2 separate regions of the Homo sapiens genome follow, and region 2 is linked to region 1. Evidence: chromatin contacts called from ENCODE Hi-C data. All regions are on one chromosome and are shown on one strand. Each heading gives the region's core, a stretch centred on a gene start or an enhancer-like site at or near the end of the contact. The rest is flanking DNA. Distances are from core to core; before and after follow the strand shown.

What was found. Hi-C counts contacts between places; a loop is a spot of excess contacts on that map. Pooled maps may share reads with other maps.
Region 2: a pooled map shows a loop between it and region 1 (2.4-fold over the local background). The contact joins the promoter of STEAP1B here to the promoter of RAPGEF5 in region 1. A Hi-C loop is called at or near these places in 1 of 50 pooled maps.

Annotation. Positions count from the first base shown.
Region 1 is chr7:22,355,393-22,359,691 of GRCh38, reverse strand. RAPGEF5 (Rap guanine nucleotide exchange factor 5) reads left to right here and starts at 2,538. Exons shown (of 26, transcript NM_012294.5): 1 at 2,538-2,862. The coding sequence starts at 2,632. RefSeq lists silencers at 2,393-2,782, 2,843-3,072 and an enhancer at 3,193-3,262.
Region 2 is chr7:22,497,889-22,502,187 of GRCh38, reverse strand. STEAP1B (STEAP family member 1B) reads left to right here and starts at 2,000. Exons shown (of 5, transcript NM_001382447.1): 1 at 2,000-2,074.

The sequences.
Region 1 (4,299 bases), core at 1,289-3,788:
TCAGCAGTCACATGTGGCTAGTAGCTGCAAAACAGATAACAGAAAATGTGCATCATTGTAGAAAGTTCTGTTGGACAGCATTGCAGAGGACTCTCATTCCAGACAGGGCACAGCGAGTATAAAGGTTGCTTGATTTGAGTTAAACAGTGACGTGGCTCTTCTGTGTACACATCCTACTATTCCCTGTTGTTTGCCTATTTTTATCCTGAAGCTAAATGGCATTTGTCATTTATCACCTTAACCTAAACCAATTTTCCAAAGGCCCTTCTTGAACTTTAGACGCTTGGTCTATCCCATAGAATCTAAGGAATGCTGGCCTTGCATTGAGCAACTGTGTGAATGGGTTTGAAGACCAGGAACCTGGACCAGGAGACGGAACACGTGTTCTACTTTGGAGTAGAGTAAGTTCATGGTATGATTCAATGTTGTCATTGGGGTGATGGGGCGCAAGCACCCACTAATCTGAGTGTCCTGGAGGGCTTCTAGTGGGCCAGGTGTTCACCCTTTAGTTGTATGTCATGGGGAAGTTGGAGGTATGGGGGTGAGTGGCACTCTGGGGCTCAAGACAACGACCAATTACCAACTGGAGCTGCAATATCTTAACACTGTAAAAACGGATAGAGTCTGACATGGTAACATACAAATGCAATTTCAGCCTTGGATAAATGCATGTGATAGGTATTTGGAAACTGTAATGGACTATGGAGTCCTATTATAAAGTCCTTTCCAGTTAACACACACAGCTTAAGGTGACAGGGTTTAAGGCCTTCTGCAGTGTGTTACTAGCATCCATTCTGGTATCTTCTCTTACTTCTTCATTATGTCATCTTTCCCTTCACTAGCATGACATATTTTCAGTGCCCAGTGAGTTCTGTGTGATACCACCTTTGTGTTTTTCTCATGTCTTTCTCTCTTTTTTTTTTTCTTTTTTGAGACGGAGTCTCACTCTGTCGCGCAGTGGCGCAATCTTGGCTCACTGCAAGCTCCGCCTGCCGGGTTCACGCCATTCTCCTGCCTCAGCCTCCCGAGTAGCTGGAACTACAGGCGCCCACCACCACGACCGGCTAATTTTTGTATTTTTAGTAGAGACGGGGTTTCACCTTGTTAGCCAGGATGGTCTCGATTTCCTGACCTCGTGATCCGCCCGCCTCAGCCTCCCAACGTGCTGGGATTACAGGCGTGAGCCACCGCGCCCGGCCTCATGTCTTTCTTCCTTACTTGAAGGACACCTACCCTCCTTCTGCCTGGTTGAATCTTCCCCACTCACCCTTAAGGTGCAGTTTAAACTTCCTTCCTTTCGTGGATTTAGCTTTGCCCATCCCAGGCCAGAAGCATTTCTCTCTCCTGTGGCCTGAAGTGGTCTTACCTACACTTACTTGGCAATTAGCAAGAGTACAAGTGCAATATCTTTGTTTTTCTGGATGTTTGTCTACTCCTAGGTTAAGTCTTACCTTCCTTAAGGGCAGAGGTCACAGTTCGTTCCTCCTTTTTTGTTACATGGCATGTTTTTATACATATTTGCCAAGCACCTACCATGTGAGTGGCTGAGGGCACAATGGTAAACCAACTCTGGACCCTGACCTCCTACGATTCTTGTCATTTTTTAAAAATGTGAATAAGCTTATTCAACTTTTGTAAGTCTTAGACAAAGATGGGGATCCCAGCGCCCCACTGATGAGAAGTCAACACCCTGGCTGGCCCTTGTTGAAGACAGATTGAGCTGAGATGTGAACATTCACACTCCCTGGCGTTTAAGGCACTGCTGGAATAGTTTCACTCTCAATGATCCAGAATTCCTGCCTCCTGGAAGGGTGTAAACAATGATTCACACCACGGCAGGCCTTTACAGTTCACCAAGCACATTCATCACAGCAGCGGGCTTTCAGGGAAGGTCAGGTTCTGACATGCTAACAGAGATTCACCTTCAGGTCACCAGACTTGCAGCTACTCTGCTCAACACCTATCATAACCAACAAAAGTTTTCTCCCTTCGTCCTTTAAGGATGCGTGTGCCAAGAAGGGTCGGCGCAAAGCAATTTTGCCTCATGGTGTTTGCCTTGTAGCGTGTCTATTTTGAAGTTCCTTGGCCAAAACAGTTCCCAGGAGTAAAGATTACGATGAGGGGCCAGGCTGTGCAAAACGCGCGGGAGGGCGGACGACTCTCCAGCACACTTGGTTGAAGTCCAAGTCAACCCCTGGCTATTCGAAGAAGTGAAGCAGGACTTTTCAGCCTAAGGGGTAGGGGGACAGGGACAGGACAGAAGAGCGGGTTTGCCGGAGATTCTGGGAATTCTGCACCTGTGGATGAGCCGGTGCCCAAGGTGCCCTCTTCCTCCCGGGTCCCGAGTGGGAGATCCGAGGGGGACAGGTCCCAGGCAGCTTTCGCAGGCGAAAGGGCGGGGCGGGGCGGGGCCCGCGCACCTGGGCGGGGAGGGGAGGAGAGAGGAGGGGAGGGGAGGCGCGCGGGGCTGAGCCTCGCGGGGGCCGCGGCGCGCGCCAATGGGCAGCGGCTGGCAGCGCGCCCCGCGCCCGAGCCGCAGTCGCGCCCTCTCGCTTCCTGGCGAAGGCGCGGACGGCGCGCGGAGGCGAGCGCGGTGGAGAGGAGCCCCCGGCGCCGCAGCGCCGTCAGGGCATGAGGATGGCCGTGGGCTCCGTCAAGATGCAGCCGCCGTGCGAGAGCCCGGCCCTGGCCGCCGCGGCGGCGGTGGTGGCGGCAGACGGCCCCCTGCGCCGCAGCCCCAGCGCCCGGGAGCCCGAGCGCGAGCAGCCGCCGGCGTCGCTGCGGCCGCGGCTGAGGGACCTGCCCGCGCTGCTGCGGAGCGGGCTCACGCTGCGGAGGAAGCGGAGCGCCGCTGGGGGCCGGGTGAGTGGCCCGGCCCTGTCCGAGTGGGCACGGGCGGCGCGCACGTGGAGCCCGCGCCCACCCCCCGGGCCGCTGAGGGGGGCGTCTGGAAGTTGGGGAGGTGGCGGAAGGGACGCCCTTCTGCCGGACTCGGCTGAAGAGGGGCCCGGGACGGCGGGTTTTGAGGTGCCACCCCCTGAGCGACGGCTTCCCCCGCCCCCACACCTCCCCCCCACCAGGCTGCACCTGACTTAACCCCAGGGCCCCCAGATTCAGGCTGCGGGACCGGGCATCGGCTGAAGACGAGCTGTTTGCCTCTTCTCGGAGGGGAAGCTGCAGGTGTCCAGCGTCCAACAGCCAGCCAGCCCTGTCCCAACCGCAAGCTTCAGGCCCCACGAGCGGCATCCCTGTTTGCAGGACGCATGCGACGTGTGTGCTTGTTTTGGAGGTGCTGTTGCAAGCTCTGGGCATCGAGACTGGTTTTGGTGGTCTCCACCGCCGAGGGGCAGACCCAGGAGTCGGAAGCTCTTGGGTGAGCTTCCAGTTCCTGGGTTCCGGTGTCTCCAGCACTTAATACTCCTGGACACCCTCTTGAGCAGGAGGGTGCACGCCCCCAAGAACCTTCAATATTGACTTCCTGATGGTGTGTTCAGATACGATTTCCTGGTGAAGGAGTGTCCCTCATTGAGTTCTAAGTGCATCTAATGACCTGAGCAGGTCAGGCATGTTTTGTATTTTTAAGAGAAGCAGGAAGGTCTGCTGATTGTCTCCTGGGATCTTTAAGAAGCCACCTAGGAGGCCCCGCCAGGGCCTCAGGACACAGAGCTGACTTACTCAGATTTCCCTGCTCACCAGGGTTTGGCGGCACCTTTGGTGGGTTCTACTCATCTTTTAAAAATTTATTATTAAGTGGTCTTTAATGAGAAGCTGCATCAATGTGGTTTTTCTTTCCCGTTTGGCTGTAATTTTTAAAATGCAGTCTTGTCTGACTTAAAACAAGACCTTGCTGGGAGACTTCTAGCTCTTTCAGAGATGGGTTTGTGTAAACTTGAGAGTGAGGGATAACCACTTGTTTTCATGCGCCCTCCTTTGGGTAGGGAAGGGTCTGAACTGATGTCGGTCTTCAGCTTCTCGAGGCTGCATCTCTCTTTTCCTAGGCATTTTCCATCTCAGGTGGAAAATGGTCCATCCCAGGTCCATCTCAGAAGATGTTCTGAGGATTCTCTGTGTGTGATGGGACATTCTTAAAGTCGGTGACCCAGAGAGTTTAGGAATTGCCCACAAGTGACCTTAACATGTGTGGCATTTAGGATTGCCTGCAAAGTAAGTGAGGAAATGTGTCCCCAAGATGTGGTGTCGGAATAAACAAGAACTGGAGTTATAGACTTTGCAGGAATCCAGGGAAAAGTAGGTCAAATTATGTTTCTATTATCCTTGACGGTTACTTTTTCATGGCAC
Region 2 (4,299 bases), core at 751-3,250, 140 kb before region 1:
TGCAGCTAGTTCATCTGTGATACTAACTGCTGGCGACTCAATAAAAGCTTTTTAGTAACATGTTTTTCTTAATCGAATATTGTGTTGCTTTTATAATATCTACAAACTAATTGATAAATCTCACACTTTTAATCATTTCACTTTGGAACATACTCTATTTATTCTCCACACTAAAATATTGGGCAAAAAAAACTTTTATAAGAAGTGCAGAAATAAAATTGCCAAAGTCTAATTATAAAACAAAAATATTTGGGGTTTGATTTTAAATGTTTTAATTAGAAAAGGAAAAGCAGTTTTAAGTGCAGCTTGCTATATAGCCATATTCATATCAATATATATTATTATGTTAACACAATAATAACTCTTTGCCCTTTTCATATGGAAAATATATTGTGAAAAAGAGAATGACCTTTGTTCTACCAAATGTTAAACAATAAAAGCATATCGTTTTGTCTGACCATTTAAGACCCATGATCACTTTTAAAACTCAACAATGCTTGGTTAAATAGTCTTAATTCTTTGTAGTCTGTGCTACACATACAAAGATTACACAGATTTCTTTTCTAAAACTTTAAAATTATTTTCTAGTTTCACTAGAAACAACAGGTGTAAGATTCTATTTCCACCACAAGGTGTCAGTCCACGGTAATTTAATCTTCAAAGGGCTTTAAACTAATCCATGGAAAGTCAGTGACTACAGAAAATGCTTATATTAAAACATGAACAGTCTTCGGTGCCCTAGCTGTGAATAAAAAACAATCATGGAAAATGTGGTTGCGCGTTTATTTTCCTTTGTGTTTTCTACTCAGCTTAGTCCTGAGAATGTTGTATACCAAATCCCCAGAATTTTGCAATTCATGTCTCAGACCCTATCTCGAGGCTGGTTCCAACGGAGAGAAGTAAATCCCCTGCTCAAGTTGTCTTTTTCTAAAACCTTGGAATATTAACAGTTAACTTTACTTTAGGTTTGGAATACTTCATTGAGCTAGGATATGGGAAGCTGCACTTAAAAGCTGAGGCAAGGAAGGGAGGGACGGAGTAAACATGGGGTTTAAGGGTTTTTTTTTTCGGCTGGGGAGCAGGGTTTGTGCGATTAAAGGTACACAATTTGAACAATTCAGGGAGCAAGTCACTCTCAGAAATTCAGCTTCGGATTCCTCAAACTGTCAATCACAGCCACTTCAGGACCGGCTGTTAGGTTTTAAATAAGGTGGCTGGGCGCGGTGGCTCACGCCTGTAATCTCAGCACTTTGGGAGGCCGAGGCGGGTGGATCACGAGGTCAGGAGTTCAGGACCAGCCTGGCCAAGATGGTGAAACCCCCGTCTCTACTAAAAATACAAAAATTAGCCGGGCACAGTGGCAGGCGCCTGTAATCCCAGCTACTCGGGAGGCTGAGGCAGGAGAATCGCTTGAACCCGGGGCCGGAGGTTGCAGTTAGCCAAGATCGCGCCACCGCACTCCAGCCTGGGCAACAGACTGAGACTCCGTCTCAAAAAAAAATAAAATAAAATAAAAATAAATAAGCTAACGTGTGGGAGGGTTTGTAAGCTCTAAACGGTCTATCTCAAAGTGTGATCTGGGAATGCTTCCATATCTCATGGGAACTTGTTAGAAATGAGAATCTCAGACCTCATCCCAGACATACTGAACCGGAAACTGTGGGTGGACAGCCCAACAATCGGTGTTTTAATATGCCCCCGGGTAATCTTATACACGCTGAAGTCTGAGAACCACTGCTCTAGAGAAATGCACAAACGTTCCTTAGTGGAGATTAAACAAAAGGCGAGGGGTTGGAGGGCGCGAAACGGACCTCAAGGGCAGGGCAGACGGCATTTGAGAGGAAACTGGGAGAGGCCGGAGTGCGACTTGGGGAGTCTTAGCCTCCAAGGACGTTCCCGAACCCTGCGGACGCGGGGCGCCAGCAGGTGGCGCTGGACGCGCAACTGACAAGGAGGCGGGGCCTGCAGCAGGCTTGGAGGCTTCGCGCTCTGGAGGCTCAGGCGCCGCGTGGGGCCGGCACCTCCCGGCAGCAGCGGCAGCTGAGACTCACGGTCAAGCTACGGCGAGGAGTGGGTGAGTCCCTTGAATCGTTCTCACTGGCCGTTTGCTCCTCGAGTCCGCCTGCGTGTCCCTGCAAGGCTGGGCGCCCGCTCCCAGTCTTGGGAGGGGTGTAGCGGGTCGCAAGCCTTCTCGTGACCTGGACGGCGGCCCTCCTGGGCGAGCGGTGCTCAATTCTTCGCTTATGCGCGGCTCTGGGGCGCCCTGTCTTCCAGCCCAGCTGGGTTGTGGCCGGGCCGGGGGCTGGGGGGAGCCAGGGACTCAGAGGAAGCCTTTTCGCTAGGGGCTTAAGGTTGTGGTAGATTATTAAGTTTGTGCTCAGGTTGGATTTTGATGGCAAGTTTTTTAACGTGGCAAAGTCGCCAGAGTTTGCTGTGCATTGACGAATGACTGGTGCACAGTACTTAAAATCGTGCTACTTCTCGTCTTCGGGTTTCCTGGTAACAGAGGTTTTCATTTTCAGTCCTTAGAACACTGGCCCTACTCTTTCAGGATCTGGGTGGGGTTCAGGTTCCCTCCAAAATAGTCAATCAAGGCTTTAAATATGTAATTCTGGTCAAATCCACTGGAAGGAGTTTGTAGACATAAATTTTTTGTACACTTCCAAATTTCTTACTTTGTTACTTTTGTAAAATACATTTCCCTCCACATCCTGACGTGTAATAAAAGGTTATTCATTTAACATGAATGTTAAGCACAGAGGGAAAGCAATGCTTAAAAAGAAAAACAGCACAGTGAAAAAAAAACCCAAAAAACTCGACTTCACTTAGTTAAATGTAAAACAAGTGTGCACTTGAAAGTATAAAAGGTTGGAAATGCAGTGCAACCCACAATGTATTCCAGGCATTGGGTTTCTTCATATTCTCAACTGCGGGACATAAACATGAGTCAGTTGGGCTGTGCCAACATTTAGGAACACCAGGGCAGCCATCTTGGTACAGCAAAACAGCAGTCGCATTAGAAATGTGCTCCACTTTTTTAAAAGCGGGTGAAAGAGAACTTTGGGTCGAATTCTGGGGTTCCTAACATTTTAACACTAGGTTGTTTTCTGTTATTTTTCTTTTTATGAAAAGATTTTACTGTAGAACTTAAATTACATTTTGGTTAATGTCTGATGAAAACCAACAAATTTATTTGACTCATAGTTTATTTTCCTGGCTTATGGGCATAGAGTTGAGTGTGGGCCACACAGTCAACAAGCTTCCTCACTGTCATGGGCTTTTCCTTGGCTTCGCTCTTGAGTGTGGTCTCCTTACCATGCAGACAAATGGCTGGGTAACTCTCCAGGGCCACTCTGGTTTTCCACCCAGACTCTTTGTAGTGGCAATCAGTCAGCAAACACTGCCAACCTGCTAGCTACCCCAGGACTGGGTCTAGAAGACAGCGCTGAGCCTTTTCCTCTACTTCCCTTCCCATGCCACCATCTGCCTATAAAACTTTATCCTCTTCTAGGATACATCGCTCTACCATGCAGTTGAAATGCCTGCCTTCTCTCCTAGACCTCAAGGTTTTTCAGAGCAGAGGCTTTATCTCATTTAACTTTGCATTCCTCCTGCCTTACATTGTTGTTCACAATATAGTTACTGAATTCATACTGAATAAATGTGGGTGGATTTGTTAGCATCCTTACCATCCTGCACCTCTCAAAGTTAAAAGATCTTCTAAACATAGTGGATTATTTCTTACATTTGATTATAGTAGGTGACACTTCCATTCCTAGCACCTCCCTCCCCCACCCCACAAACTATTAAGTTGGTGATATGGTTTGGAGCTGTGTCTCCCCCTCAGATCTCATGTTGAAATGTAACCCCCAGTGCGGGAGCTGGGGTCTGGTGGGAGGTGATCGGACCATGGGAGCAGTTTCTCATGGTTTAACACCATCCCCCCTTGGTGCTGTTGTCACGTTAGTGCAGGGGTCCCCAACCCCCTGGCCGCAGACTGGTATCAGTCAGTGTCCTGTTAGGAACTGGGCTGCACAGCAGGAGGGGAGTGGCAGGCCAGCGAGCATTACTGCCTGAGCTCCACCTCCTGTCAGATGAACGGTGGCATTAGATTCTCCTAAGTACATGAACCCTATTGCAAACTGCACATGCAAGGGACCTAGGTTGTGTGCTCCTTATGAGAATCTAACTATTGCCTGATGATCTGAGGTGGAACAGTTTCACCTCAAAACCCTATCCCCCTTCCCCTACTTGGAAAAATTGTCTTCCACGAAACCAGTCCCTGGTGCCAAAAAGGTT